Linked DNA regions of Mus musculus: all the other regions are linked to region 3. The links are chromatin loops, found by intact Hi-C in ENCODE. Cell type or tissue: left cerebral cortex. All regions are shown on one strand. Each heading gives the region's core, and the rest is flanking DNA. Links, peaks and the distances in the headings are about the cores only.

Region 1 (10,941 bases), core at 3,069-8,068, 100 kb after region 3:
AGCTTTGGAAAGCTTAGGCCACTGTGAATATGCAATGAAAGCTGGCTTCCATCTAAACCCAAAGGCCATTGAAGCAAGTTTGCAGGTACACTTTTCTCTCCAGCGGCTCTAGGACTTTATGGGAGTTGTTCACTCAGTCGTGTGGGTACCAAATGCTCATCACATGAGCTGTGGATCACCTCCACTCCCCTATTCAAACTTCTTCCAGGGCTGCTGCAGTGAGGCGGAAGCTCAGCAGACAGGGCGAAGGCAGACACCCCCACAGCCCATGCAGTGTGAGCTCCCCACGGTTCCTGTGCAGATAGGATCGCACTTCCTGAAGGGGGTCTCCTTTAATGAGTCGGCTGCCGACAATCTGAAGCTTAAGACGGTATCTTTCTGTGGATTCCCTGGGTTCCAGTACCTGAGCATGAACTTGGAATAGAGCTGTTACAGGAAACTCAAGGGCTTTTGAAGAATATACATTTAAAAACTAAAATGGGAATCATGGAAGGAGGCTCTAACTTTTCTGAGTACAGTGATGGCCAAATGTAGGCCTGTGATGTCTCTCCTTTTTTTGTGTATGATGCTAGGGGTTTAACTCTGCTTTACATATGCAAAGCAGACACTGAGCCACACTTTACCCTGGGATAACATAAGAAGACATTTACTGAGCAAGTTTTATTAATAATTTTGTTCAGATCTTTAAGAGTTTGAGAGTACACCATGAGCTGTTGATGCTTAATAGTTGCTGGTGGAGTTTTGAGAATTAAGTAATAGAAATCTTAGTGCAGTAATAATAATCAGTTGTAAAGCATCATGGGAAATACAACAAAGTGCTTCTCATACATTGTTTTATTTAATTAAGTGTCTCATTGAGGCATGAGTATTCCCCCATTCCAATTTGACAAAGGAACTGAAGCCCAAAGTAATATGCCTGGACCTGAAACTTGGCCTCTCTCAGAACAAAGAGAGTTCTAGGCCAGCCAAGGACACATAGTGAGATCCTGCCTCCAAAAACTTTTTTTTTTCCAAATGGCATGATCTGGGTGCTCTCAGAGTGCCTCTCTTGAGGGTGGTTGCATAAATAACCCCTATAAGTTTTGTAGCCTTGCCAGTGTCAAGAGTCTTGAGATGTGAACTGTCCTCTCTCTTGTCAATCTGTAGCATACCATGTTACAGCTCATCAAGGAAGCAGGCTGCTACAATGGAATCACACCTAGGGATGATCTTCCTGTGACTGAAGTCCTGAATCAGGTGTGCCCGTCCATGTGGCGGGGTGCCTGTAAGACTGCTGTGCAGCTGCTGTTCGGCCAGGCAGGGCTGGTGAGTATATGTGAGAGCATGAGAGCACAATGCAAAACACTGCACAGACTGAGGCAAAAGGAAGAGTTGGAGGCTAGCCTGAGATACATAGGAAGACCCTGCTCTCTCTTCAGAACTGAAAGTTTTGTTGTTTGTTTGTTTTAATACCTTTGTAACCTGTATTTGCTGGGAATCTATTTACAAAATGGTGATGTTGTACGCTTTCCTCATCTTAGAGTAACAAACACATTAGTACTGCCTGTGTGGGCCTTGACTGGCCTGACTGATCTGCAGCAACACTGGAGTTTCCTGTTGCTCAAGTGAGCTGGGCTGGTGGCCTCCTATCTCAGTCCTCTGTACTCTGCCTGTTCTCTGACCTCTCTAAATGTGGCTTGTTCTTCTCACCTTTACAGGTCAGCCCCTGTAAAGGTGAGCTAGGGCCCCAACCCAATCATTTCCTATCCTAGCTCTCTGCCCATTACCTTTTGTACAAGAAAGTGGCAGTATCTGCTTCAGGTAAAAATCTATCTTTTACCTGTCAGAGAAAAGGGAAGGAAAATAAAAACTAAAGAAACTTCAGGTGAAGTCAGACCAGGTCCAGAGCTCAGCATCTGTGATCACTGTTAGCTTTTATTGTCTGCCATGTCGACCCAAGTAGCTTGTATGTACTAGATTCTGCCTCATATTCATGGTTTGAGAGTGAGACCCTGTCTAAAAAATAAATAAATAAAAAACTTTTTTATAGGTACTCTTTGTAGTCTGATTTCTGCTTTATTCATGAAAAAAAAACAGATTAAAATTGTCTTTGTCCCTGTTTCATGCAGATTACTTCAGAGACAGTGTACAGACCTGGGCTCCATTTCCTTGAAGATTCATATAGAAAGAAAAGCAAGAAACAAGGGTCACTCTGCTAACCTATAATAGAGAGACTGAGCCAGTTTCCTGGAGACCAGGACTGTGTCAGCTGAAGCTGGCACTATGGCAATGTGTGCTCCAGAACACAGAGTACAGCAGGAGAAGGCAGTTTTGAGAAATCAGTTTAAGCTAAGGGGTGGGGGGAGTGTAATTATACGCAGAATCCAGGAACTTTTTACTTCCCTACCATTGATGGTAGGGCCTTTGTTGTAGCTGACAAAGGCGTTTAGGACCATAGCCATAGGAGGAGGAGAGAGGAAACACCTGTCAGGTCCAACAAAGGCTGTTCCTTGGACAGGAAATGTTTCTCAAAGGTCCAGCCATAAGAACCCTGTTTATTTATAACCGTGGAAATGAACACACTGGAAGCTGTGTTTGGAATCATGAAAAGTACCTATGCGTAGCTTAACTCCTTCCAAAATGGAGATGTGTTTTTCTACTAGTGAGCCATATCCCCAGCCCTTGAATTTGTAGTCTTTCTGCCTCACCCTTGTAAGGAGCTTAGAAAACAGGTCTGCATCACTGGGCCCAGCTTGGTTCAGTTTCTGACATCTTTTTTTTCTTTCACGTATATAACGTTTAAAAAAACAAAAACACTAAAATAGCTGTGTAGTGGTGCATACCTTTAATCTCAGCATTCAGGAGGTAGAGGCAGAGGCAGAGGCAGGTGGATCCCCGAATTTGAGGCCAGCCTGGTTTATTGAGCAAGGTCTAGGACAGCCATAGCTATACAGAGAAACACTGTCTTGAAAAGATCAAAACAAGAACAAACTCCTAAAATAAAAGATGCATCAACTCTCTTCCCTTTCTCTTTCTCTTATCCTTCACTTTCTTTTTCTCTTTTTTCCAGTCCTTTCCCATTTAAAGTTTTATCTTAGGACTTTATTTTTAAGTTAAATTTTGTGTGTGTGTATTATCTTTGGAGGCCAAATGAGAGCATTGGATCTCCTGGAACTAGAGTTGCAGGTGGCAGTGAGCAAGCAGCCTGATATGTGTGTTGGGACTCAAGTCCTCTGAAAGAACAGGAAGTACTCTCAACATATGAGCCAGCTCTCCAGACTTATTTATTTCTTCATTTTGAGACAGGGTCACATATTGCACAGGCTGACTGCAAACTCATCCATCTGCCATGGCCTCACAGGTGTTGGGATGACAGAAATATACAACCACATTTATCTTGAATAATTTGTAATTAGAACAACTACAGTGTAGAAAATGCCTACAAAATCGAGTAGACCCCACAATTAGAGTTTGGTTTCTGTGTGTTTGCGCATCATTGCTTGCTGTTATCTCTGGGGGTCTCACTGGTCTCACTGCAGTGCAGATGTGCTGCAGACAGTTCTGCCGGTTACTGAGTGACTAATACGCTTATGTATTTGAATGTTTGATACTGAAATCTCTCTGAACTGCGGTTGTCTTTGTTTCTTTTCTAGGTGGTTGTTGACACAGCACAGATTGAAAATAAAGAAGCCTATGCACCCCAGATCAGTCTTGAAGGTTCCAGAATTGTGGTTCAAGTCCCATCCACATGGTAACATGACTCTTTTTAATAGAAGCCTAAACTCTGAAGGCTGTGTATCTTTCACATCTTTGCAACCTGACATAGTAGTGCTTGCTACCTGTGCACTTCTCAGGTAGCAGGGCGGTGTTGGAGTCTGTTTGGCTTGGCTATGATGGTGAATCTAAGACCTCTGAGAAAGAGCTCCTTTGACCACAGGCAACTGGCATATAAGTAATAGACCATAATGAGCAGTGTTATCTTCTTACTGAAGCCACAGGGTTTAGTGTCTTTTGCTCTCACTGAGTCACCCTTTATTTTTCTAAAGCTGAGGAGAGACTAGAATTTTCTCTCAAGTCTATCTTTTCAGTTACAACCCTGATAAGCTTGAGCTTATATCATTATATATTCATTCTCATTGTAAATCTGGGGACAAACAAAACTGTTTTTTGTTATATTTGTAACACTTCAAAAGATAAAGGGTTATTCATAGTTTGTTTTCTAAGACAAAAGCTCCTATAAACAAGGAAGCAGGCCAGGGATATGACCTCATACATGAGGAAAGAAGACACTGCACAAGGAGATGAGAAAAGGTGTAACCTCACAGTGATCACAGCAAGTAAAGGGAAAGATCAAAAGATTCATTTTGCCCTAAAATAATTAGTTTCACTTAGATAGCAGTAAGGGATATTGGCAAGTACTGGTTTGAGCTATATTACAGAAAAACAGGCCAAGAGACTTTTGGATTGAGAAGCAACCACACAAGGTTTTTGGAGAAAAGTGTATACAGAAAATGAAGCTGAAGCTGAATTGTTTTTTTAATATATTTATGTGGAGGGCAGTGGACACCTTGCAGGAAGAGTCCATTCTCTCCCTCTGTCTTTGTAGATTCTGGGGACTGGATTCAGGTCATTAGATTTGCTGGCAAATGCCTTTACTGGCTGAGTCATCTTTTTAACCCTCTAATAACTCTCAGTGTCTGTCTGTCTGTCTATCTTGAGATGGTGTCTCACGTATTCCAGGCTTGTTTAAACTTGCTTTGTAGTGAAGGGCAACCTTGTAGCTAAGGATAGCCTTGAACTTCTGATCCTCCTGCTTCCACCTCCTAAGTGTTGGGATTATAGGTATGCATTGCCAAGCTCAGTTTTACAGGATGCTGGGGACCAAACCCAGGCATTCTGGGCCAGCACTCTGCAATTTGAATTCCTAATTTAATTCTCATTCAAAAGTTTTTATTATTGTTGTTGAGACAGAGTCTTACATAAACATAGGGTGGCCTAAAAGCCCACTGTGTATCTAAACATGACCTTGAACTCCTGATTCTTTTGCCTCCACCTCTTGAACTGGGATTACCTATGTATGTTATCATACCTAGCTCATTGGAAAACATTGACCTTATATGGATTCTCATTTTGAGAAAAACAGACATAACTTATATAGAATTGGGTGATCATAAACAGCTTCTACAAAGCTAGTTTATTTTCTACCTTGGGTCAGAGGTGATTGGCAGCTCCAAGTCTTTAAAGCCTGGTTTCTCAAACTTTGAAGGTAGCAGACCCCTGAGAGCCAGCTGAAGATGGAGATTTCTGACACTCAGGGGATGCTGGCAATCTGCATGCTTAATAAGCACCTCAGGTAATCCTGGTGCAGGTGGCCAGAGGCCACACTTGGGAAAACACAGTCTGCATGTGGGAAAGGCATGAGGCCTGCAGGCTGAGAACAAAACTGACAGAACACTCACTGCCTGTGTGGTTCATTTCCTTTGTAATTTACTGTACCTTCTGAAATGGCATCTGTTACTGCTTGCAAAGGCTCCCTCTGCTGTCTGCTTTTTGTAATGATAAAAATTGGTTTTTGCTTTGAGGTTTTCTTTTGTTTTGTTTTTTCTCTTGGAAAGCCAAGATCAAGTGTCTGACATGAAATGCTAGAGACCAGAAGTATTTCCGATTCCAGCCGTTTTGGTTTTGTTTTGAAAGTATTTGCCCATGGGTATGATGAGGTATTGTGAGAATGAAGTGTAAATACATGATCACCTGTGTTTCAGACTGCTGTGCCCTAGGCCAGTGCTGGTTTTGCATAGTATTACATAGTATTTGTGGTGCTCTGAATTTTCACTGTGACCTTGCACTTGAGATCATCTGTGGAATTCTTCTCTTGTGTTGTCACTGTAGCATCAGAAAGTTTGTATTTTGAACATTTCCTGTTTTTGGGTTAGAGATGTTGGGCCTGTACAAGTATGTGCTCATTGGGAATGCTGAAGTGGGAGTGTTACTTCATTTTTAGGAAAATAATTGTCAGCAAACTAATCAAGAGTTTATTCAGCCAACCATGGGTGTACATGTCTGTCTTGCTGTCCCTTAGGAGGCTGACAGAGGATCCTTAAGCTTACACCATTATGGGTTACAGAAACAAGACACCCTTCCCCCTGTGTCTGTCTCTCACAAACATGCACATATTTTTTAAAAGACTTATTTATTTATGGTGGGAAAAAAAGTGTATATTTAGAATTAGCCATCTGGACTCAGTTTAGATGACCCCAATCTTGTTGGCAACATCTAGAGCATCATAATCAAGAGCTAAGCGAACATACGCCTTCTTCTCTCTGTCAGGCCTTGTCAGGGTATGGACTTTGGCCACATCAATGTCATAGAGTTTCTTCACGGCCTCTTTGATCTGGTGCTTGATGGCCTTGACATCCACAATGAACACAAGCATGTTGTAGTCCTTTATTTTCTTCATGGCTGACTCGGTGGTCAGTGGGAATTTGATGATAGCACAGTGGTCAAGCTTGTTTCTTCTGGGTGCACTATTTCGAGGATATTTTGGCTGCCTTTGGAGCCACAGGGTCTTGGGTCCGCTGAAAGGTGGGTGACTTTCTGATCTTTTTTTGTGGCTATGGTCGCCTTTTAGCACCACCTTCTTAGCTCTCAAGGCTTTGGCTTTGGGAGGGGCAGGAGCTTCCTTCTTCGCTTTCGGTACCATCTTGGTGAAAAGGGTGGCTTTTATTGCATACACTCTGTGCTGTACAGATGGCTGTGAGCCATCATGTGGTTGTTGGAAATTGAACTCAGGACCTCCGCTCTCTCTGGCCCAAAGATTTTATTTTTTATTATTATATGTAAGTACTGTAGCTGTCTTTAGACACACCAGAAGAGGGCGTTGTATCTCACTACAGATGGTTATGAGCCACCTTATGGTTGCTGGGATTCGAACTCAGGACCTTCGGAAGAGCAGTCAGTGCTCTTACCTGCTGAGCCATCTCACCAGACCAACACATACATGTGTTATTACATTATCCACACATGCCAATATATGACATAACAGCAGGAGGATGACTTTTGGATGATGAGTGGGGAGTTACAGAAGCAAATACAGTGAGCAAAGCACAGTGGCAGGGGTGTATGGCATGTCATAGCGCAGCATGGGCCAGCAAACAAGATCAATGTGTAAAGCACCTAATGAGTGAGGGGGAAGATCTACTTTATCGCCTGTACCCATGTGAGAGTGGCCAAGGACCAACTCCACATAAGTGTGTAGCACAGAGAACACACCTTTTTTTTTTTTTTTTTTTTTTAATGGAACATGGCTGTAGGGGTGGAAAGGTGGCTCAGTGGTTAAGAGCACTAGCTGCTCTTCCAGAGGACCTAGGTTCAATTCCCAGCACCCACAAGGCAGCTCATGGCTGTCTTTAGCTCCAGGATACCATACCCTCACATAGACATATGTGCAGGCAAAACACCAATGCACATAAAACAAAAAAAGAAAGAAGAAGGAACCCTGGCTGGCAAGATGGCTCAACTATTAAGAAGACTTACTGTAGAGGACCTGAGTTTAATTCCCACACTGAGTAGTTCATAGCCATCTGTAATTCTATTCCAGGGAATCTAATGCTTCTGGTCTCCTTAGACACTGATAGTCACCTGTACAGACTCACACACATTCATAATTAAAAAAAATAAAGCCAGGCGTAGTGGTGTAGCCTTTAATCTTAGCACTCAGAAGAAGAAGAGATAAGAGACCTTGTGAGTTTGAGGTCAGCCAGGACTATGTAATGCGATCTTATCTCAAATAATAAGAATAAATAATAAGTCTTAAGAATTATTTTGTATGAAAGTTGGTTTTAGGGGGCTGGTGAGATGGCTCAGTGGGTAAGAGCACCCGACTGCTCTTCTGAAGGTCCAGAGTTCAAATCCCAGCAACCACATGGTGGTTCATAACCATCCGTAACAAGATCTGACTCCCTCTTCTGGTGTGTCTGAAGACAGCTACAGTGTACTTACATATAATAATAAATAAATCTTTAAAAAAAAAACTTTTCATGATTCTTAAAAAAAAAAAAAAGAAAGTTGGTTTTAAAAAGTTAATCCTGGGGCTGGAGAGATGGCTCAGCGGTTAAGAGCACTGACTGCTCTTCTGAAGGTCCTGAGTTCAATTCCTGGCAACCACATGATGGCTCACAACCATCCATAATGAGATCTGGCACCCTCTTCTGGAGTGTCTGAAGACAGCTACAGTGTACTTACATATAATAAATAAATAAATCTTTAAAAAAAAAAAAAGAAAAAAAAGTTAATCCCAGTACTCAGGAATTAAGGGCAGGAGGACCAGTTGTGTAGCAAGTTTAAGGCCAACCTGGACTACATGAGCTTCTAACAGAACAAACAAAACCCTGTGAGATGACTAAACAGACGCTTGACCCCAAGCCTGATAAGTTGAGCGTAATTCTTGGGACCCATATGGTGGAAGGAGGAAACCAGCTCCTACACATTCTCCTCACATGGCCCTTTGCACTCGTGTCCATCTCCACACACACACACAGAATGCACACATGCACACACACAGTAAATGTTCAAACAAACAATCTTATATAAAGGCCTCTAAGCCTGACAGCCTCAGCTCAATTCCTGGAGCCCATTGGTAGAAGGAAAGAGCCGGCTCCTGATAGTAGCCTTCTAACCTCTGTTTGGGTCCATCCATTTATACTCATATACACACAATAAGTGACGTAAATGTATAAAGCCAGGGATGGTGGAGCACAGCTTTAATCCCAGCACTTGGGAGGCACAAGTAGGCAAATCTCTTGAGTTTGGAGTCACCCTTGTGTAGAGTTAGTTCCAGGACAACCATGGCTACACAGAGAAACCCTGTCTTGTAGGGTCTCACTGAAGCTGCAGGATATCCATTCAGCTAGAGTGACCTACTATCTAATGAGCTTCAGGGACCGAGCTGCCTTCATCCCCAGCCACCCTAACAGAAGCTGCAGTTATATCCCTGCTCTGCTTTTTTCAGGGCTTCTGGGCATTCCAAGTCAGACTCACTCACATGCACACACATATTGGTGTATGCACAAGTGTTTTCCTCTTACAATGGAACGTTTAGCTTACTTTAGATGTGTTCTTATACAGCCATGCTGCCCTGTATGCATCATATGTTGCCTAAGTATTCTCTTTATTAGAGCTTGGTCCTACTGAGAAACCCGTGGTACCTCTGTCTCCTCTCCTTTTGCAGAGGACTTGGTGTACTCACTAGGTTGCTTGGTTGTTGGACTCCCTAGTTTTTTTTTCTTTGTTGCTTTGGCTGTCCTATGATACCTATGTATACCAGAATAGTCTTAAACTCACAGAGATCTTCCTGCTGGGACTAAAAGACACATGCACCACCACACCCAGCACTCCCGAGCTCTTTTTGGGTGCTAGAAGTACTTAAGTTGTAGTGTCTTTCATAATGCTTTGAACACCTTTTCAGAGAAGTATTGGTCAGGACTAACATGACTTGGTTTGTGTCTAGGTGCTTAAAGGAAGATCCTGCTACCATGTCCCTGCTGCAGAGGAGCCTGGATCCCGAGAAGACCCTAGGTCTGGTGGATGTGCTTTACACAGCCGTGCTAGACCTAAACCGCTGGAGAACAGGGAGGTTGGTGTCTCCTGCACTTACATGAGGGAGCTATACATATGGTTTGCGTTTTAGATCCATAGCCAGGAAGCAGTGTAGCCACATACAATCCAACTCATGTAAGCTCCTGCCTCTGAGAGTATGTGGGTAAATAAAGCAAGATAGAGAACTTTTTAGTAACTTTATTTCAAGATGGGTCAGACATGCAGATGAGATACAAGAAGTTCTTCATTATCCACATTTCTTAACCTGTTAATACTTGGCCTTCCTTGTTTTAATCATGGAGTATGGTCATGGAGAGAACTCTTAACCCAGTTCTCATTCCCAGACGCAAAAGCAGAGAAATGCTTACAACATTTTCTTGTATTCTTCATGAAGTTTATTTGCATGTAGAAATAGCTGAGTTACAAATGTTCTCTGTGAGTTGCTCGTTTTAACACTGGCAGAAATCTTAAACATTTACCCATGCCCTCATCTCTTTTCCTTTCCTCTCCTGACAGACTATCTTATTTGTACCTCAGGGTGGCCTTAAACTTACTATGTAGTCCAAATTGTCTTGAACTTTTGCAAGCATTTTGTCTCAACTCCTAGCGATAAGAAGTCATCACACAAAGCCAGGCGTGGTGGTGCACGCCTTTAATCCCAGCACTCTGGAGTCAGAGGCAGGAAGATTTCTGAGTTCGAGGCCAGCCTGGTCTACAAAGTGAGTTCCAGGACAGCCAGGGCTATACAGAGAAACCCTGTCTTGGGGGGGAAAAAAAAAAAGAAGTCATCACACTCAGCTTTCTCCTCCTAAGGCGAGTTCAGTGCAGTATCTTGTCAAGAGTTACAGCAGCCAGCTGCCTTGTCTCCTGATTCATGGCATTTTTTATATCTGTTGTAGAAAGAGTATTCAGGGCCCAGTGTGGTGACAAATACCTTTAATTCCAGCACTCAGAGGCAAACTGATCTCTAAATTCAAGGTCAACAGGCCTGGTCTATGTGGTTTGTTTCAGAAAACCAAAAGAAAGAAAAGAGGGTGGGGAAGAGTACTCAGAAATTCATGGAAGGAACAGCTGTGCATGCCACAGCAGCAATGCAGAGTGGCCATAAGCCTCCTCCCCACCACCCCTACCATTTGCATGTATCCATTGTTTCTCTGCTGAATCTCTTTGTACCACCACACTAGCCAGGCTTTGCTCTCCTGTCCTGCAGTTAGCTTTCATTCAGCTCCAGATGCTACTGTTGTACAGCCTTGAGTGAGACACTGAGTAGTCATTTATGTATAGAGCACATGAACCCAGGACCTGCCTGACCAAGTTTACCTTCTGTTGCTCTGATAAATATAGCACTATCAAAAGCAACTAGGGGGG
Region 2 (10,941 bases), core at 4,022-9,021, 89 kb after region 3:
CCAGCCTAGGTTACACAGGGCAACCCTGTTGAAAGAAAGAGGGAGGGAGAAAGAGAAAGGGAAGGAAGAAAGAAAGACGCAAGGGAAAATTAGATTTCATGGGAAAGTAATAAGTAATCAGAAGTATAAAGAGTTCAGAGAATATAACTTAGGTAAGGCTAATGTTTATGGCTGCTGGTCAGTTTAGGTTTCATATGATTGATTAATGACATATTCTTGCAGCCTTTCTTTTCTTTAAAATCAGATCATCTGTAAAATAATTGCCCAAAATCCTCTGGGCAAGGGTTGGGGTCCTAGGTTCTATATTCAGCACCACAAAAAGCAACCAGATTTAACACACAGGAGTTAAGTATCCTATGCATCTGGACCCTCCCCAGTGCCTCAGGCCATTGCTGTATACACACAGAGTACATCCCTTTATGGGAACTAGGCTAATGGTAAAATGTTCAGAACTAGGAAAGTGCAATTATCTGGATGTGGAGGAACCCCTGTGAATACGTCCTGACTGTAGAAGCCCAGCCTGCTCTCCTGCTTTGCTTTTTGTTCTTTGTACCACCACCCTCCTGATAAATAACTGGGGAAGTAGCTACCAGCTTGCTCTGATGGGTAAGGACAGGAAGTGCTCCAGGCAGATGAAAAGTCTGTGGCACTAGGTGTGGAAAGTGTGCTGTAATGCAAATGGAAAATGGCCTCAAGCCTGGTTGTTTCAGTTCTGCTTTCAGACGTCCTGTATCCCATTCCCCACCCAGACACATACACACACACACACACACACACACACACACATTCTCTCATTCCCTCATTCTCTTACCCTCCCTCCATCCCTCCGTGTCCGTGCCCCCCACCCCCACCCCGCCAAGGGGCTGCTATTTGCTCTCTAGTGTCCAATCTCCTTTTTTCTTACTAAGAAACTCTTTGTTTTTCAGCTGTGTTGTTTTTGGGATTACCCTTCATAGTCTCCTGACAGCTGACAGTGATAATTGATAAGGTCTAGCTAGCCCATGGACCTGTGACAGGAAGTACTAGATGAGAACAACTAGGTCTCCTCACTGGAAAAGAAGAGTGTTCCTTCTTCTCCTCCACGTTGTGCAAGTTGTTGAGGATGCAGGTGGAACAGCTGAAGGTCAAGCCCCATACAATTCAGGGAGTTGTTATTAGGCATAAATCTGGTGTTAGTGAGTGAAGAAAGCTATAGGCCATAACAGTAATCTAGGCAAGAGATTGTAGTAGCTTGGAATGGAACGGTTGTATAGGAGATAAATAGGTTTTGTTGTTACTAGTTTTTGTTCATTTGTTTGGTTTTTTTGAGGGGTATGGGGGAAATTGGGAAGGAGTTGTCTGTTTTTTGAGACAGGGTCTTGTGTAGCCCAGTCTGGCCTTGAACTCACAGAATAGCTGAGAATCACTTTGAATCTCTCCTGTTTCCACCTCCCAGGGTAACGGATTACAGGAGTGTACCACCATGTCCAGTTTAGGACTAGATTTTGTTTGTTTGTTTGTTTGTTGTTTTAGGACTAGATTTTTATAAGGTAAAATATATATAATGTAGAGCTTGCTGTTTTAACTGTTTACAAGTGTTCAGTAACAAAAAAACCAACCAAACAAAAAAAAATTCACATGGTGTATAGGCACCACCACCATCTATCTCTTGAACTTTACTGATCTTGTGAAACTGAAAACTGGAGTGGAGTGGTTTGCATATAATTATTTGTTTTTTGTGTGAATGTGACTGCGGGCATGCACATATGCACTTGTAGGAATCAGAGAATGTCTGGGAGTTGGTTCTCACCTTCCTCCTTATCGAGGTAGGGTCACTTGTTTTTGCTACTGCCCCATATACTCTAGGCTAGCTGACTTGGAACTTCTGTCTCCCCCTCTCATCTCACCATAGTAGTGCTGGGTTATCAATGGATATTGCCACAACTGGTTTTTTGCATGGGTTCTGTGGATTAGGATTTTATACTTGGGCAGCATTTGTGTGGGTTTTTGTTTGTTTGGTTTACTTTGGTTTGGTTTGGTTTTTTGCAAGGCAAGGTTTCTCTGTGTAGTCCTAGCTGATCTAGAACTCCATCTGTAGACCAGGCTGTCCCCAGACTCAGAGATCTGCCTGCCTCTTCCTCCCGAGTACTGGGATTAAAGGTGCCCAACACCATTATTCAGGGTTTTTTTCTGTCTGTTTTGAGATAGGGTCTCTCAATATAGCTCCTGGGTGAGTAGATCGGGCTGGCCTTAGACTTAAAAAGATTTGCCTGCTTCTGCCTCTCAAGTGCTGGAATTATCTGTAATGCTGTGTGTGTGTGTGTGTGTGTGTGTGTGTGTGTGTGTGTAAGAGAGACAGAGAGAGAGACAGAGACAGTCAGAGATAGACTAACAGAGGCAGAGATGGGGGTGGGGAGGAAGGGAGAAGAGAATCAAAGATGCCCTCCAGGGTTTCTTTCTGTACCTGGGTCTCTTCCTAATACTGCTGTTACTAAGAACAGAAGGAAGAGATGCCTAGAATAATAGGTCTGGGATACTTGTTAAGGTGTGGTTTTCAGTAGATAGGTGAACACACTTTGAGAGAGGAGAGCTGAGGTCCACAGCAACAGAATATGGGAACTATGGGTTAATAGATGGTATTTAAAACTAGAAAACAGGATGCAGCAAGTGAGTGGTGCTGCAGCAAGCCTTAGAGTACTCCAGCATGTAGAGGTCAGAAGATGACTGGGAAGCAGCCAGGGAGTCTGAAACTGGATCAGCTGAAAAGCCAGGAGAGATTTAAGCCAGTACAGTATCTTGGATGTTGGATGTCAGACAAAGGAAATCAGTCAAGGCAGAGGTGGAGGCTCACCCTCTCCGCATTGCTGAGATAGGCTAGGCTTTTCTGACCTATCCAAGACTCACCAGAGAATCACTAGTTAGAAACTGTGGGGACGAGGGTGGAGGGGTCGTTAGTGTTTCTGATGGATGGGGGTGGGAGCTCTGAGTCTCAGTGAGGCAGCTCCTGAAGCACTGATTCAAGTTATGGTGTTTTGTTTTTTTATGTTGTTGAACCCAGCCTGGCTTCAAACTCATGCATTTGAATGATTCTCTTTCCTCAGCCTCCTGAAAAGCTGAGCCTACAGGTGTTTGCCATGCCTAGTTTTGAAGCATTCTTAAGGGCAATGACAACTTTTTAACAAAAATATACTTAGTTCAACAACAACAACAAAAATTCCTAAATTTTAGTGGGCTTGTAGGCCATACGATGTGTGGTGACTTGGATATATTTTCAATTTCTACCCCATAGAAACATACAATATAAATTTGGTTATGGAGAAAATTTACATCTGAAGTGGGGAAAGAGTTTAAGAACAGATATTGTCTTTGATTTACCATAATTAATGTGAATTTAGATACTTACCTTTTGTAGCCTTTCCCTGGATAATCTTTTTTTTTTTAAGTTGTATTAAGATTTTTTGCAATGAAGCTGAAACATGACTTCTTGTGAGGTTGGAGAGATGGCTCTGAGGTTAAGAGCAACCATTGTTCTTGAGGAGGACTTGAGTTTGGCTTCCCTGCATCCACGTTGGGTGCCTTACAACCATCTGTATGTAACTCTAGCTATAAGGGATTGTTTGGACTCTATGGGTACCTATACTTCTATGGACACACAACATATGCATATAGTTTTTTAAAAATCTTGAAAAAATGGCTAGGTGTACTAGAACAAACCTTTAATCCCAGAGTTTGAGAAAGCAGAGGCAAACTGATCTCTTTATGTCTGAATATGAGGCCAGCCAGGGCTACATTGTGAGACCTTGTCTCAAAAATAAGAACAAGATAGATTTCTTACATATTTAGCACATATAACATGGCAGTAAATTAGATTCAGGACCCTATGCATGCAAAAACAGGTGCTGTACTATTGACTCATAATAATTTATTTTGGGAAATGAACAACAAAACAACATATAATAACATCTAGATTTTACTAAAATACCCAAAGTATTTTATTTATTTATTCAGGAATAGTTAGTACTGTTTATTTTTTAGCAGAATCCCTACCCCTCCAAGCCCTGTCCAGTTAAAAGTGAAGATGTATCACCGTCAAAGGCTTTGCATGTCATGGTGCTTAGCCCATGTGGCAGGCAGGAGCTCAGAAACCACCTCTGCTGTTTTTACTGGCAATATAGCAGCTTGTCCAGGTCAGAATGTTCTTTTGTCTGAACATGTGGTGTTGTAGGCATATGCTGACTTTATTACATTTTCTGGTTGTTCCACCTTATGTATAGCTTGGCTTTTCTCTGTGATTGAAAATTCTGGCTGCAAAAAGATTTGTAGATTTTTTTTGTTAATCAAGGAACCACACCCCTGGGATGGAAATCTGAGTCTTGCGTGATCAACAAGCATTCTCCCACAGTACAGCACCAGCTTGTCAGTGTTTGCATGCTATTTTCAGTAAGCTTGGTTTTTTTTTTCCCCATTTTTAACCTGTAGTGCAGTTTTCATAAGTACTTTCCATAGTCTTCAAGTAGTCTGTGTTCTCTGTTTCTCCTGAGACACATTTAGATGGCAGTATCAAGGTCTGGTCTGTGGGTTGGGTCATTGTGTAATGACTCTGGAATTACCATATAGACAATAAGCTGTATTCAAAACAAGGTTGTGAACACTGAAAATGAAATGGAATGCGTAAGGTATATAAGTACTGGAGAGAGGGAAATGATGGAATGGCTTTGGAATTTCAATTGGAAGCAGCCAGTCTGGCAACTTGCTTTCACTCTAGAGACTTTTTGTCTGGTCAGACATAAGGTACAGAATGGCTTAGTTTTTGCAGGGATCTAAGAAAGATGAATTGTTGAATGGAGTTGAGCAGAGCAGTGAACTTTTGGGTTCTTCCATCTGTGTTAATATGGAAAAAAAGTAAGCTGTTTTGGGAGATGAGGTTGACCTAGGCATCCACAGTTCCATTCACAAGCAGGTAGAAAGTGCTGTAGGAAGGAATGGCTGTAACAAAATTTCAGAACATAGAGGTTGACCCTCAACAACTATGATGGTACAGAAAGGATGTCTTAGTTCTCAAACAGGATGGACTTAAATTAGAACCCTTTGTAATCTGCTTAAGCTATAAAACTTACTGAGAAGAAAGAGGGTGTGGTGGCCCCAGGCCTATAAACTCAGTACAAGGTCACCCTTGTACTAGTGAGGCTACACTAGTGAGGCCAGTCCAGATGAGTTGTTGCCTCAAGAAACATACAAGAGGTGTAGAGAGATGGCTGCTTTTGGAGAAGACCTGAGTTCAGTTCCCAGCACCTACATGGCAGTTCATACTTTTTGTAATTCCAGTTCCAAACCCTCTTCTGGCCTTTTCAGGCACTAGGCATACACTGGGGTATAGATATATGTGTAGACAAACACACAGATAAAAATAAAATATTAACAGCAACATTAAACAACCAAACAGGTACACCAAGAAGAGAGGGACTCTGGTTATACCCATGTCTACAGTGTGGTAGATACTGTGCATACAGTATAAGAGAATAAGAAGGTTCATGTGCGCAACTGTTCTGCTTTGAGACCTAGTCTCACTCTGTAATCCACGTAGATTTTGAGTTTGTGGATCTCATGTCTCAGCCTCCTGAGTGCTAGGATTACAGGCATATACCATGGCACCAGGCTTGTGATATACCCGTCTTGGCCATCAGGAATTTCCAGTAAGCAGGGTTCTGTTTCAGTAGCTCCCTAACGATTATCTGCTTCCAGAATGTCTTCTCTTTAGTACCTACCCACTGTTGTTTTTATATCCTGGATCTTGTCACAGGCAGACAGGGCAACCTGGTGGTCAGAAATGTCTTTTAGAGTGAGACAGACATTCCTCACTTAAACCTACTTGACATTAAGCAAATTTATCTTTTTAAGCCTGTTTTGTCATATGTAAAATGGGTTACTTTACCATGTGTGTGGCTCCTGGCATGGGTTAAGGTGGTGGCTGTTGGTAGAGCTTCAGTGCTATTTTATACTTAAGTACCTGGCCTTGACTGTTCCACTCACCCATTCTCCAGCTTATCCAATCTGTTCTGCAGCCTTACATGCCCTGAGTCTGTGAGCTGAGAGAGCTGTCTGTGACCCTGGGACACATTCTTCCAAACCTGTGTGAGGACAGTCCCCAAGAACTGGCCCATCCCTGAGTCAAGGAGGGTGAGGTCTATTAAGGGCGTTGAGGGCTGAGCCAGGAAAGGAGATGAGATAAAGGGTGAGCAGAGACAGGAGCTTTGTCCTCTCAGAAGGTGATGTTTATGTGTCTGTTACTTGAGGTGACATTTTATAATAAGTAGTCACTGAAACCAGTTTCCAAGAGTCGGGCTAACTACTGGTTAGGTTGGCCTTTAATTATTTACAACGTGTATTTTGTCACAATCTTAATTGGGTTTATGCTTTACCCATCGTGGGAAAGAAGAGGGCAGTTCTTACAGAGAAGAACTGCAGCTTAAATGACTCATCTAAGGTCAGGTACATAATAAAGAGCAAAGACAGCAGACTGACAGCAGGATTCCACCTCCACCTCTCTAGCAGTGCATTAGGAGGACCCACCCCAGCCCCATGCTTCTGTGATCCAGATACCAGGCTTCACTGCCATTTCTCAGAGTGTTCCTTTCAGAGTAGGAAGTGAAGCTTTCTTCCTTGGTTTATCCTCAGAGAGCCTTTTCCTCACCACCTGCCAGGCAGCTTGTTCTCCAGCTGCATCTGACCTTGTGTCTATTTATGGCTTTGTTGTCTCTTAGCCCTATTAGGATGTAACCCTCCTGAGCACAGGGATTTTCTCATCCTCTTTCCTGTGTACCCTCAGGATTTTTGAGCTTTGTACATATTAGGCATTCATGTATTATATATTTATTATTAGAAGGAGCAAGTAATTTTCATTGGTCAGAAGCTGGGAGAATGTGACCCCAGAGCAGCATGGCAACTTCACTTACCCTCCATTTCTTTCTCCCATAGCTTGCTAAGAGGCCAAGAAAGAGGGGAGAGAGTGTGACCTGGAGGAGCCACCCAGCTCCTCTGTCGCTATAGGGAGCTTCCTGGTGCCCTTAGCCGGTGCCAGTTAAGACTGAATTTCTGTTGTGTGCCTGGTCCAGTGCTGCCACCCTCTGTCTGTTTGGATATTGAAAGTGTTGAAGACAAGAGGACATACTTGCTAAAATCGTAGAAGCTGAACACTGAATGAAGAGACTGTTCTGCTTGTTTGTTTTGTAACCTTTGTGCCTGGTTTCATAACTTGTCTAGCCTTAGTCTTTTTCTCTGTAACATAGAGATGACTTCATAGGGGTATTCTGGGATTTGTGACACAACCCATATGAACTCTGTAGTGTAGACCAAGTACATGCTGAATGCTTAGTTAAAGCCGACTGGTAGTGTGTATGGTACTAGACAGAGGGCGTGTATTCATGTCAGGAGTCTCTAGCTGGATTCTTAGGTCTGTGTCCCTCACCCTACCCTTCATAGCCGTAGCCTTAGTAGGGAGGAGCTCTGAGGAAAGGGGCAGTGGAAACCTAGGAGGTAGAATTCAGCTTTGATTTAGCTGTTCACTTAGAGGGTGGACACTTTAATATGAGCTTATTGTTTGTTTGTTTTTTGCTCTAGTTTTGGATGAAACTTTAAATTAACATGTTTGCTCTGGTGCTTTCTACAGGGGAGAAATCTTTTAGAGAGAATAGGTATTGGGAGCTGGCCTGTCCCAGTTTCTGTAGCAAAGCAGCTCTGTTGTGTGATGCTGGATTGGGTTTATGGTTAAGGGCAGCATCTGACTTAGATGTGGCTGAGTCTTTAGGCTGCTCCAAGGTACAAGATGGGGTGAGAGCGTCGGGACTCTAATGGATGTTAAATCTTTGAGAAAGGAGTGCAGACAGTTGGAGCAGCTGGGGTCTCACCAGATTGCCCAGGCAGACTTTGAACTTTCAATTCTCCAAGCTCAGGGTCTTTTTCAGCTAGCAGTTTCTCCTGCTTTTTAGAGAAAAACATAGGAAATCAACAAACATCACAGCTGTGCCCAAGTTAGAAAACCAGACTGGGAGTTGTACACTCCTGAAATCTAAGAAATTCAGGAGACTGAGGCAGGGGGATTGCAAGTCCAAAGCCAGCCTGAGCTACTTAGTGAGACCCTCCTGTATAAAGTACAAAGATAAAACGGAAGGAGGATGTTAGCTCTTCCTCATTCTGCTCCAGGCCCTGGGGATAGCTTCAGTACCACCAAAAACATACAGAGAAAGTAAGAGGGGGGGGGGGAGGTGGCAGTGGTGCAAACCTTTAGTACTAGCACTTAGAGGGGACAGAGACAGGTGGATCTCTGAGTTTGAGGCCAACCTGGTTTACAGATTGAATTCCTGGACCCTGTCTCCTGAAAAAGGGGGTGGGGGAGGAAGTCAAGTCACTAGGAAGCAAGAAAGGGAACAGCTTCCCTGGTCTCCAAGCAAATAATCTTTCATGGCTTAAAATGTTCATTTAACATTTTAACAATTTAGAACATTTGTCTATTAGCAGTGGGATTTGGGCTTCTATTATTGTTTTGAAGCAGGGGAACAGTGGCTTCTAACTCTCTTTGTAGACCAGGCTGGTCTTGAACTCATGATGCACCTACTTAAGTCTTCCAAGTGCTAGAATTACCTGAATATATCGCCATATCTGTCAGATTTATTGTTTGAAAAAAAATTCTGGCTGGACATGGTGGCATGTGCATTTAAATCCAGGGCTTGGTAGCCAGAAGCAGGCAGATTGCTGTGAGTTTGAGACCAGCCTGTCCTACAGAGTGAGTTCCAGGACAGACAGTTCCAGTGAGATCCTATTTGAATTATTAACTAGCCAACCAACCACTGATAGTGTCAGATTAGTGGGTTTCTGCCTTGTTGATAGCATTATCTCCTATGTTTTGTTGACTCCTGGAAAACTGGTCTGTCAGCTTTGTTTTGTAATGAGTAGGAGGAACACAACAAACAACTGTATTCATAACAATATTAGCACAGCACTGAAACAACCAGTATCTTTGAATTTCATTCCCAATGGAATGTTTTCTTCTAGGTCAAACCAACCTTTCAGATTTTTACTCACATACCATGACTTTTCCTTTGCGTTCTGAATACTCTGTGGCCACAATTGAGATTATGAATGGCTCGGACCCACAGGAACTCAAAGACAGTCTAGACTCGGGAAGTGAGGACAGGTGGGGGGAAGTTGGAAGACCCACTTGTGCCTGAGGCTTACTGCTTGCTTTGAAATGTTTTGTTTTGTTTTTTTCAGACAGGGTTTCTCTGTATAGCCCTGGCTGTCCTGGAACTCACTTTGTAGACCAGGCTGGCCTCGAACTCAGAAATCCGCCTGCCTCTGCCTCCTGAGTGCTGGGACTAAAGGCGTGAGCCACCACACCTGGCTCTTTGAAATGTTTTGACTTCTAAATTTCTAGTATCAAGGCCCAATAGGCAGGCACTTGTAAAGCAGGGGGACTTTTTAGCATTGCATGCTTTTATGATTGCCAGTCTGTTGACAGTTGAGGAGTTACTGCACTAATCCATGAGCAACCCACAGCCTAAAATCCCCTTGCTCTTTTGTTTTCACAGGTGTTGGGGCGATGTTTCTTGACAGTGGTGCAAGTCCATTTCCAGTTTTTGACCCACGCCTTGCAGAAAGTCCAGCCGGTGGCTCACTCTTGCTTTGCTGAGGTAGTTGTGCCAGAAAAAAAGAACAGCAGTCTGTCTGGCATGGGCCACACACCTGAACTGGAGGAAGCTGTGCGATCCTGGCGAGGGGCAGCTGAGGTAACTGACCTGGGAGAGGCTGCTGGGATTCTTTGACTGTTGGCTCCCAGGAGAGACACTTGCTTTTAGACATTAAGTTGTAAACTTACCACTAGCTTGCTGCTTCTTCTTCTTCTTTTTTTTTTTTCCTTTTTCTTTTTTTCTTTTTCTTTTTTTTTTTTTCCTAGACAGGGTTTCTCTGTATAGTCCTGGCTGTCCTGGAACTCACTCTGTAGACCAGGCAGCCTTGAACTCAGGGCATGCAGGCAGGGATGGGGAGCAGGAGAGAACAAACTGCAGTGGCAAATGCAAGAAAGTGCGATGATGAAACCTATTACTATATATGCCAACTCCAAAACTTCATAAAAATGAATAGAAAAAGATGCTTAGCTGAACTAATCTTAGGTCCTCATTTATCATTTTTTTTGCATGTGATCTTAGCCATTTTCCTATTAATTTATTTGACACATGAAGCCTTTTATTTTTTAATGATCAGAAGCTACCCAGCACAGCCTCACTAGTGGGTAGAGAAGCTTGAGCGGGATAGAATGGCATAGTGATCAGATTTGGGGAGGGACATGCCAGTGTCCAATGAGCATTCTCCTCTGGGCTTCTGGTGCCCGTACAACCTCTTGGATGAGGACCTGCTTTAGAAGTTTACTGCTGGCCATCTTCAAACCTTTTCATGGAGCATCCTGCCTAGTATACAGTTCTTCCTCTGGCCACTCTAGCATGGTATTCTCTAGTCCAGTGGTTCTCAGCCAGGGTCTCAGTCCTCTTCAGGGGTTGAATGACCCTTTTACAAGATACCTAAGACTATCCAAAACCACAGATATTTACATAATTTATTGCAGTAGCGAAATTACAATTATGAAGTAGCAACAAAATAATTTTATGGCTGGGGGGGGGGTCATCACAACATGAGGGACTATATTAAAGGGCTGTAGCATTGGGAAGGTTGAGACTTCTCTACACCCAGAACTTAAACTTGGATATTAACAAGTCAGAAATAGTTTTTCAATTGGCAGGGTGGTTCAATTGGTGAAGGTGTTTGCGATAGAACCTGATTGTGCTGACTTTCATGAGTTATACACACAGGCATGCAGGCACACACATAGAAAAAGTTAAAAAAAGAAATTGCTCTTTATAAAGTCAGTCTGTCTCTTCCCTTCTTCTTCCTCCCCCTTTTATTTTTCGAGAC
Region 3 (10,941 bases), core at 1,909-6,908:
GAACTTGGTCTAAAGGGGGAAAAAGAAAAGAAACTTGACTCTTTGAAAACTGTGCACAATGGCATATGCCTGTGACTTCTTGCTGCATAGGCAACTACATTGGGAGCTGAGGCAGAAAGATCATTTGGGTGCAGATACTCAGTGCCAGCCTGAGCAGCTTAGCCACTCCCTATCTCAAACATCACTTACCACTCCCTTCATAAGTATTATAAGCTGTTTCTTATGAGCTAAAATATTATAGCCATAAAGAATGAAAACTTAACAGTGGTTCTATTAATAGTACTGTATATTTACAGTGTCTCTGGTAACTAAGCTTTTCACTAAAGTAACTTGCCATTAATGTCTGGAAATATGTAAACATCGTTATTGCACACTTGGAGGACCTGGGGAATTGTCCCTGGGATTCCGAGTACTCTATGACCAGAGGTGGGTCAGCATTCACCCTTTTCCCCAGGTGACCTAGCATGCACTGTAGCATTCCTGGGGATTTTCTTTTTTAAAATGAACGTAATTTTTAAGCAAAAATCCCCCATTTTAGTACAATATCATGAAATCTAAGATCTTTAGAAATGTAGAGCAAATGCTACAGGAACAAAAAACATGAGTAGAGTATTTAATGTCATTCTGACCTCATAGAAGGAAAAATGGAATTTGATAAGTCAAACTTACGATAAACAGAGACATGACAAGAGACCGTTAAGATAACTTAGGAATGAGATGAGACCACCCTGCAATTCTCAGAAAGCTTTTTTTTTTCCCTTTTTTTCTGGCTTTTTAAAAATTCTGTAGATGGTCCATCCTTTTGTCTCAGCTCCAAACTTTGTCTCTGTAACTCCTTCCATGGATGATTGTTTCCAATTCTAAGAAGGGGCAAAGTGTCCACACTTTGGTCTTGTTCTTCTTCAGTTTCATGTGTTTTGCAAATTGTATCTTATATCTCAGGTATACTAAGTTTCTGGGCTAATATCCACTTATCAGTGAGTACATATCATTTGAGTTCTTTTGTGATTGTGTTACCTCACTCAGGATGATGCCCTCCAGGTCCATCTATTTGCCTAGGAATTTCATAAATTCATTTTTTTAATAGCTGAGTAGTACTCCATTGTGTAAATAATTAGCCTCCAAACGATGACACCATTGCATACACTAGCAAGCATTGGCTGAAAGGACCCTGATATAACTGTCTCTTGTGAGACTAGGCTGGGGCCTAGCAAACACATAAGTGGATGCTCACAGTCAGCTATTGGATGGAGCACAGGGCCCCCAATGGAGGAGCTAGAGAAAGTACCCAAGGAGCTAAAGAGATCTGCAACCCTGTAGGTGTAACATTATGAACTAAGCAGTACCCTGGAGCTTTTGACTCTTGCTGCATATGTATCAAAAGATGACCTAGTCAGCCATCACTGGAAAGAGAGGCCCATTGGACATGCAAACTTTATATGCCCCAGTACAGGGGAACACCAGTGCCAAAAAGTGGGGATGGGTGGGTAGGGGAGTGGGGGGGAGGGTATGGGGGACTTTTGGGATAGCATTCTAAATGTAATTGAGGAAAATATGTAATAATAAAAAATATTTTAAAAAAAAATTCTGACGTTTAATTACCTAAACTTGTAAGGCTTGTAAAAACCCATCATCTAAAAAAAACAAAACAAAACAAAACAATAACAAACCATCATCTATTGGGCTGGAGAAATGGCTCAGTGGTTAAGAGCACTGACTGCTCTTCAGAGGTCCTGAGTTCAATTCCCAGCAACCACATGGTGGCTCACAACCATCCATAATTGGGTCTGATGCCACCTTCTGGTGTGTGTGAAGATAGTGAGTGTACTCACATATAAAATAAATAAATCTTTAAAAAATGATAATAATTCTTATTTCTTTAAAAAAATCTACCTGCCTTGCTTTATTGTTGTTTACATTCTTGTAGCAGACCTTTCTGCTTAGTCATTGACATGGACATGCGTAACTGGAATCCTAGCACCTAGGTGTTGGAGACAGGCCTATGTGAGATTCTGTCTCCAAAAAGGAGAGGAAAAGAAAGCCTCCATTTGACATGCCTGCTCTGTGATCTGTGCTGATATTCAAGTCATGCAGGAGTGTTACTTTGGGGGGGGGGGGTGATGGTGTTGTTGGGGGTTTTGTTTCATTAGCTTAATAACCAGCCCATTGAAGATAACCAGGTTTAAACACTGGTTTAATAAAATGAATTCAGTTTTATGCTAAGGATTTAAATTGGCAGAATAAAATTCTATACTTACTTTTATAAGGTCTAAATGGTTTTGAAATCCCAGGTTAGGGTAGTTTATTATCTTTTGGTTACATTTTAGGTCGATCAAGCCCTCAGTTAGACCCTTTGAGAAAAAGTCCAACCATGGAACAAGCAGTACAGACCGCCTCGGCCCACTTACCTGCTCCAGCACCTGTTGGGAGAAGGAGCCCTGTACCAGCCAGGCCTTTGCCACCTACCAGCCAGAAAGCAATAGACAACCAAGAGCACAGGCGAGGTAGAACTGAGCTGTTTCCTGTTCCTGCACTGTGATCGTTCTCATCTCCTCATGACACCAGGAGTGTTACTTTATATGAATGGTGCTAGCAGGTTGAAGCTGAACTTTATTTTAATAGTGTTCAGTCTTTCAAATTTGATTCTAAGTGGTGTGTGTATGTGTGTGTGTGTGTTATGGATATTGCAGGTGTTCTCATCTCCCCCATTCTAATGTTATAAATGTTTTTGGTTATATATTATTGATTTGTTACTTTGTATATCTTTTTATAGCTGAAGTACACAAAGTCCCAAGGCCAGAAAATGAGCAACTCAGAAATGACAAGAGGCAAGTAGGTAAGTTACCTGGATCTAATTGGTTTGGGTTTGTTTGATTTGAGGGGGTTGGTTGGTTGGTTGGTTGTGACAGGTCCTCACTGTGTAGCTCTGGCTGCCTTGGAACTTTGCCTTCCAAGTGCTGGGATTTAAAAATATGCGTTACCATAGCCAGCAGCTACCTGGATCTGAATGCCATATGCCATGGATCTCAATAAGAGGAACTATTTCAAAAATGCATATTTGCTACAAAAAGAAAAAAGGTAGGAGTTGTGAACCTCAAAGGACTGACCCCAAGGGGAATGGATTTGTTGTAAGTCTGTTCTTATAGCAAACTGTTGCTGGCCTCTACATAAATACATGCCTGAAGATGCTTGTCAGAAATTAGTAACATCTGAGTAAGATCCATAGTTTGGTTAATTAAACTCTGACAGTGTGTGCTCTCTAGGTTTGCTGGTGTGCAGCAGTCAAATGTTACTGTTGGGAACAAAGCTGGAATGAACTGTAGCACCACAATGTGCTTTTCTTTTCATTCTTATATCTGTAGTTAAGTTAATTTTTCTGAAGTACTATTTTTCTGGAATGGATTGTACTTGACAATACACAGTTGTCTTTGAGTTTGGCGTAGATGTACATCTTCTTGTGTATGTGTGCATGCGGGTACCCTCTTCTGGTGTGTCTGAAGACAGCGACAGTGTACTCACATAGGTGAAATAAATAAGTCTTTTTTTTTTTTTTTTTAAAGATTTATTTATTTATTATATGTAAGTACATTGTAGCTGTCTTCAAACACTCCAGAAGAGGGAGTCAGATCTCGTTACGGATGGTTGTGAGCCACCATGTGGTTGCTGGGATTTGAACTCTGGACCTTCGGAAGAACAGTCGGGTGCTCTAACCCTCTGAGCCATCTCACCAGCCCCAAATAAGTCTTTTTAAAAAAAAAAAAAAAAGAGGGCATCAGATCCCATTACAGATGGTTGTGAGCCACCATGTGGTTGCTGGGAATTGAACTCAGGACCTTTGGAAGCGCAGTCAGTGCTCTTAGCTGCTGAGCCATCTCTCTAGCCCCTGTAAATGAATTTAAGTGTATAAGCGTTCTTTTTTTACTTGTACTTGTTTGAGTGCTGAAAAGAGCCTTTTCCTTCCTTCACTGCCTGTGTCCCTGTTGCTTTCCTTGTAGTTTCAGGTGTGTGTGTGTTGTGGAGTACTTGGTATGGTTTAAACAGGGAAGCCTCTTCCCACAGTCATTGCTACACTTTATCATGTGGACGTTATCTAAGGGGCTGTACAGATGCCTCCGCGTCAGAGCTCTTGCTTCTCTTACAGAGGAGCAGGGTTTGCTTCCTAGCACCACACCTGGTGGTCTCATAACTCCAGCTACATCTAGGGAATCCAGCACCCTCTTCTGACTCTGCAGGCACATACACATCATACACATAAATAAAAACAATCGATCGTTTAATAACATGTGAAATGATAAGTAAATTTATCTTAACAGTATCCTCCAAAACTCATCACCAGTATCAGAGATAAAACTTAATGGTAGAATGCTTGCCTAATATCAGGGAGCCTTAGGTCTCCATTATCACAGAAACAAAAGATAAACTAAAAGCTTCACTACCCTCCTCCACCACTAAGGGTCACTAACAGAACAGTGAATTTTCTTGCAGTTTCTCCTTGGATTTTACACACATAGGTGTTCTTTTTGTAGAACTTTAAGGTGAATCTGCTTGTTTCCTGGCATGTAACTGAGTTACTTTTAGTAATAATATTGAGTGTGTTAAACACCTGCTAACCGGCCGGGCAGTGGTGGTGCATGCCTTTAATCCCAGCACTTGGGAGGCAGAAGCAGGCGGATTTCTGAGTTCGAGACCAGCCTGGTTTACAAAGTGAGTTCCAGGACAGCCAGGGCTACACAGAGAAACCCTGTCTCGAAAAGACAAAAAACAAACAAAAATACCTGCTTACCTAGATATGTCTGGACGTGCTGCTAGGTGGGTTTATCCTCAAACTCAGGCAGTTTGCCATCCTCACCAAACAATGAGCACAAGCCTGTTACTCTGTAGTCACTTCTGTTTTTTTTGTCTGTATATTACAAAATTCATATAACTATTCAATTTGTACTTCATGAAATTAATCCTGCTTTGTTTTCTGCATGTTTTTAAGTTAAAGTCACACCAAGAACTACTCCAGATTCTGGGTTATTTTACTCTTAGACACACATGTGTTGGATATGTGGGGTCACAAGTTTTCACTATGAATTTTTCTACTTTATGCTGTTTATTATATCTCAGATGATTGGCTGGAATCCTGTGGTGGTGTTATAGAAAGAGAACACATAGATTCAGGAACCTGAATACATGGAACCAGGTAGAGGGAAAAACTGAAAGCAGGAAGTTCTTAGAGCCAGTAAGGACTGGTGCTTCTCTGTTGTTTTATCTGAATTGTAAGAAACACCTCCCTACCTTGCTGTCTGTGCTGATTAGTGTTCACTTACATTTTTATTGTACATCTTGTTTCCTGTTACCCATTCCACAAAGAACCTGGCACTTGGGTTTGAGGGAATAGGGCAGAAAGAAGAACAGAGCTTTCTAGAGCCTGGGTAAATATAGTGGAGAAGGCCTCAAATCTGTTGATTATACATCTATTTGTTGTGCTCTTCATAAAAACAACTATAAAAGTTATATTAAAGTTACATAAAATCTATGCTGTTTTTCATGTGCATACTAACTTTTAGCAACTTAATTCTTTTTGTTCTCTGTGTGTGTGTGTGTGTGTATGTGTGTGTGTGTGTGTGTGTGTGTGTGTGTTTATTTATGCGTATGGGCATATGTGTGCTATATTGCACCTGTAGAGGTTAGAAGATTTGCAGGAGTGCTTTGTTTTGTTTTTAATTTGTGTATATGTGCCAATGTGCACACTATCAATATGGAGGTCAGTGGACAGCTGTGGAAGTCAGTTCTCTTTCCACCATATGGGTCCGAGAGATTATACTGGGATTATCAGGCTTGACCGTAGCAACTTTATCCGCTAAGCAATCTTCTTGGGGATTGTTGTTTTAAGATTTTTTTTTCTTTAAAAAAAATGCATGTTTTGCCTGCATATTTGTATGCGTAGAGCAAGTGCCTGGTTTTAGCAGAGTCAGAAGAAGGCATCATTCACTCCCTAGAACTGGAGTTTTGAATGTGAGCCACCATGTGAGTGCTGAGAATTAAACCCAGGTTCTCTGCAAGAACAGCCGATGTCCTTAATCACAAACCCTCTCTCTAACCCACCCCCATTTCTTTTTTTCTTTTTTCTTTTTTCTTTTTTTTTTTTACAGGATTTCTCTGTGTAGCTCTGGCTGTCCTGGAACTCACTTTGTAGACCAGGCTGGCCTCGAACTCAGAAATCCGCCTGCCTCTGCCTCTCGAGTGCTGGGATTAGAGGCGTGCGCCACCACCGCTCGGCTCCATCCCCATTTCTTATTTGTATAAAAATACATCTATACTGTACAAATAGAGTTTAAACATTTATGTTATAGATCATTTCATACAAAGACCACAGTGTTATTCTAAACGAGCTAATACATACTGAATGTTATTATAAATATTCTTTATTAATATAGTTCCTGGAGTTCCTTCTGCTCCAAGAAGAGGACGTGGGGGTCATCGAGGTGGCAGGGGAAGATTTGGTATCCGTCGAGATGGTCCAATGAAATTTGAGAAAGACTTTGACTTTGAAAGTGCAAATGCACAATTTAACAAGGAGGAAATTGACAGAGAGTTTCATAATAAACTTAAACTGAAAGGTAAATTTTATTTTTCTACTCAAAAATGATTAACTTGATCTTTGAGTTAAAGATGGTTTACAACTTAGATGTGTAAAGTCTTAACTTGCATGTTTTTCCTTAGAAGATAAACTTGAGAAACAAGAGAAACCTGTAAACGGTGAAGACAAAGGAGACTCAGGAGTCGACACTCAGAACAGTGAAGGGAATGCTGATGAGGAAGATCCCCTTGGGCCCAACTGCTACTATGACAAGACCAAGTCCTTCTTTGACAACATCTCTTGTGATGATAATAGGTACTGGGTTCTGTAAGATTTATTCAGTTATATTTTATGTATATTGTTTTAGTGTTTTGTCTGCATGTTTGTTCATGTACCCGTGCATATAGTGCCCACAGGGCCAGAAAAGGTCATCCAGACCCCTTGGAATTGAAGGCGGAGATGGTTGTGAGCAGCCATGTGGGAGCTTGAGATTTAACCTAGATCCTCTGGAAGAGCCAGGGCTCTTAACTATTGAGCCATCTCTCCAGGCCTCACAGTTGTTGTTGTTGTTGTGTGTGTGTATGTGTTTGTTTTTGTTTCCTAAAAAAATTTACTATTTAAAAGTTTTTGATTCTTTCTGTGTCTGTTTGTGTGCATGCATTCTATGGAGTAGGTGTGAAAGTCAGAGGACAACCTAGAGAAATCTGTTTTCTCCTCCTACCATGTAGTTTTTCCAGGGATGAAACCCAGAAATTTGCTTGAGTCTTCATCCACAGAGCCATTTTACCAGCCCAAAAGTTGTAAATTTAAAAAAAGTGAAAGCTAGGGATGTAGTTAATGGAGGACTACTTGCCTAGCATATGCAAGGCCCTGGGTTTTATCCTAGTGACACAAAAAAGAAAAAGAATCATAGGCTTTAACCTGTAATCCCAGCACTTGAGTAAGATGGAGTCAGGAGGACAGGGGTTTAGGTTATACCTAGGGCTAGCCTAGGTTATGAGAGATCCTGTCCTGAAAAAAAAAAACAACAACAAAAAACACACTATTGTTTAAAGATGTAGTCACACCTAGATATTAGTTAAACAGCATTTGTGTAACATAAACCTTTTCGTTATCTGTCTATATTATATTCAAATGAAACCAGACCCAAGTGGAAAATACTTCTTCAGAATGGAATCATACAGTAAAACTCTGACATATTACAGTTAAAGAAGATCCAGAAGCCGGGCGTGGTGGTACACGCCTTTAATCCCAGCACTCAGGAGGCAGAGGCAGGCGGATTTCTGAGTTTGAGGCCAGCCTGTTCTACAAAGTGAGTTCCAGGACAACCAGGACTATACAGAGAAAAACCAAAAAAAGAAAAAGAAAAAAAAAAAAAAGAAGAAGATCCAGAAAATTTCTAATTGTCAAAAAGAAATGACTTAGCACATTAAGCTAAGAGCTGCAGAAGTCTGCTGCCCGCATCACATTGCCTTTGTCCTGACTGTAGCTCAGTGCCCCCTGGAGGCAACTGTTGGCTTCAGTGTAAATATGGACAGGGAGGCCTGAGTGCTAGTAGGCTGGATGATTGGTGGAACAGTGTAGGCACTTGCTGGGTTAATTTCATCAGGTCCAGAGATTGAGCTAGGATACTAGGACCTCCATCTCTACCAAGGCTTTCCCTACCAGCTCTGTCCTCTCTTCTGTGGCTTGAGTGAAATCAATCACAAGTCCTTTGGGTCTTAATTATCTTCATATGAAAGCCTTTAGCATCTTTTTTTCTTTTTCTTTTTTTTTTTTTTTGTTTTGTTTTGTTTTGTTTTTGTTTTTTCGAGACAGGGTTTTTTTCTCTGTGTAGCCCTGGCTGTCCTGGAACTCACTCTGTAGACCAGGCTGGCCTCAAACTCAGAAACCTGCTTGCCTCTGCCTCCCAAGTCCTGGGATTAAAGGCGTGCGCCACCACTGCCCAGCTCTTTAGCATCTATCAATTGTATTTATAAGAAACAAGCCTCTGTGTCATGTGAAAGCATACTGCAGGAGTGTACAGAGCTTGCATGCCATTAGAGCTGGGAGAGTCTAGATTGCCTGCTCTTATTTCTTCAATTGAGCTCGAGAAATCAATTAAATGTGTCAGGAATTGGGGCTGCATAGATTTGCTGAAAGATGCACTTTTTGGGTTGATGTGCTAATGTCCCTCTTACATAACAGAGAAAGGAGACCAACTTGGGCTGAAGAAAGAAGGTTAAATGCTGAAACTTTTGGCATCCCGCTTCGTCCAAACCGTGGCCGTGGAGGCTACCGAGGCAGAGGAGGCCTTGGCTTCCGTGGTGGCAGAGGGCGTGGTAGTGGCCGAGGAGGAACCTTCACTGCCCCTCGAGGGTTTCGTGCTGGATTCAGAGGCGCTCGTGGTGGTAGGGAGTTTGCAGACTTTGAATATAGGGTAAGTATAGCTGCATGCTGTGGGGATGGCATTCAGAACGTTTTACTTTTATCTATTTTCGCAGAATCATTTTTAAAACATTAGAATAACTTTTAGTTTAACTTCCTGGAGAATATACATGTATGATTAGATTATTTATTTTAATTTAAAGGACAGTGATTTCTTGGCTAATGAATAGGAAAGAGCTGAGTGTGGGTGATGCATGCCTTTAATCTCAGCACTGGAGGATCTCTGAATTCCAAGACAGCCAGAGCCACATAGTGAGACTTGTCTCAAAGAAAAAGAATAATATATTAAGTAATTAAATCGTATTGGACTAAGCAGTAGCTGGAGTGCTGCCTGAAGCCTAACTGCTCTTTCAGCCAAAGGAAGGAAGAATAGGAAGGTGACGGTTTGTCTTTTTATTAGAGCCATGAGTCTAGATATCATGAACCAGGAAAATCTCTTAAACACTCCCTCCACACAAGAAAAAAGGATGATCTGCTATGCCAAGCGTGGTGGCGCACACCTTTAATCCCAGCACTTGGGAGGCAAAGGCAGGCGGATTTCTGAGTTCGAGGCCATCCTGGTCTACAAAGTGAGTTCTAAGGGCCACTAAAGCTGTATAATAAAAAATGACTGTAGTATCGCCTTTATTTCATATTACTAGATTTTTACACTTTAATATCAAAGGAAGCAATGCAAACCTGTACATCTGAGGGCATTGGTGTTCCCGTAGTAGTGAGTGAGAAACAGGCATGGTGCTGAATGTTTTCACACTAACTCATTTAAGCCTCATGTCAGCTCTGTGAGATGGGTTCTATTATTATCTAACTTTTACAAAGAAACAGATACAGAGATATTAAGTAGCCTGTCCAAGGTCACAGGAGCAGAGAGGGATGATCCTGAGTACTGAGCCGAGCAGGTTGGCTCTTGAGTCACTGCTCTTAATATAGGTTTGTAGGGAACTCACTTGGCTCCTGTCTTCTTTGTAAGGCGTGCTCTCGAGAACCATCGGGTATATTAGCATTCACCAACAGCTGTGGGAGAACTCTGTGGCTCTACGCAGTGTTTTTGTGTACAGTCTATCCAGTGAAAGAGGCCAGTTAATAAGGAAGCATTGCAGCTATCTTATTAAAGGGTCCTAGTTTATTGTCAAGGAAAGAAAATAGAAAAGGGCAAAATCCTGTTATACAGAGAGCCACTGATAATAACAAAAGACAGTTGCAAAAATTTGCTGATAGGAGTTTTGTTGTCCAGTTTTTAAAACCAGCCATTGTTGAGGGTCTATGTGGAAGGACGTTGGTATTCGTGGCTTTGGGACCAGCTATGTTGATTTTAATATCTTGGATATTGTGCCCAGCCACACAATTACAAGACCCCTTCAGAGCTCAGAGCTCCTCACATCATGGACTGCTCTTGCTTATCTGGTGTCTTAGAGTTACCAGTGACCCCAGCATAGCTCAGTAGTTCTTCCTCAAGTGGAGTACTTGACACTGATGATTAGCCACTGACTTGGGGTTTGTCTTTCCTTCATTCCTTTCTCTCTTTTTCCTTTTGAGACAGGGTCTTCCTGTGTAGCCCTGGATGTCCTGAAACTCATTATGTAGACCAGGCTGGCCTCAAACTCACAGACCCCAGACTCTGTGACTAAAGCTGTATGACACCCTGTCTAGCCTTAATTTCTTTAATACTCTTCGATTTTGTCTGAAACATTCTATATGTCGTTTCATGATCTGTTTCTCTCTCCTCATCAGAAATCTAGTATTGTGTCTAGTCCTGTTGACTGTGGGGCCACCCTCTGCAGCCTTGTGCGTTTTTGAGTGCCCACAATATTCTTATCTAGAGTTGTGTTTGTTTGTTTGTTTGTTTTTTCTCTTTCTAACTTACAATTTCCTCCCTCCCTTCCTTCCTTGCTTCCTTCCTTCCACCTAATGCTGCCTAGAATGTTTAGGGATTGGTAGAAGGTATCTTACAC

The links. A loop is a pair of places that touch in the nucleus more often than their neighbours do. Peaks named below come from ENCODE experiments on the same cell type or tissue, not always from the same donor. Only the 100,000 strongest peaks of a DNase experiment are listed, where the experiment ranks them.
Region 1: it touches region 3 in a loop (8-fold over the local background); 30 of 42 quality-filtered maps call a loop at or near these places.
Region 2: a loop joins it to region 3, with 4 times the contacts of the local background. A loop is called at or near these places in 29 of 42 quality-filtered maps.

Annotation. Positions count from the first base shown.
Region 1 is chr7:34,246,776-34,257,716 of GRCm38, reverse strand. It overlaps Garre1 (granule associated Rac and RHOG effector 1), which reads left to right. Exons shown (of 14, transcript NM_172741.3): 5 at 1-85; 6 at 209-370; 7 at 1,147-1,305; 8 at 3,633-3,730; 9 at 9,485-9,610. Among named protein-coding and RNA genes, the nearest start is that of Gm12758, 18 kb to the right of the region's middle. In left cerebral cortex, for the core only: a CTCF peak has its summit at 5,512 (motif pointing left); a DNase peak (open chromatin) is centred at 5,463; H3K27ac peaks cover 1,833 bases.
Region 2 is chr7:34,262,373-34,273,313 of GRCm38, reverse strand. It overlaps Garre1 (granule associated Rac and RHOG effector 1), which reads left to right. Exons shown (of 14, transcript NM_172741.3): 3 at 9,564-9,761. Among named protein-coding and RNA genes, the nearest start is that of Gm12758, 33 kb to the right of the region's middle. RefSeq lists an enhancer at 3,521-8,159. In left cerebral cortex, for the core only: a CTCF peak has its summit at 7,101 (motif pointing left); DNase peaks (open chromatin) are centred at 4,270, 6,700 and 7,089; H3K27ac peaks cover 2,650 bases.
Region 3 is chr7:34,349,329-34,360,269 of GRCm38, reverse strand. Lsm14a (LSM14A mRNA processing body assembly factor) reads left to right here. Exons shown (of 11, transcript NM_025948.3): 5 at 2,328-2,504; 6 at 2,774-2,836; 7 at 6,423-6,605; 8 at 6,709-6,880; 9 at 8,753-8,984. Among named protein-coding and RNA genes, the nearest start is that of Gm12764, 34 kb to the left of the region's middle. In left cerebral cortex, for the core only: a CTCF peak has its summit at 4,443; a DNase peak (open chromatin) is centred at 4,486.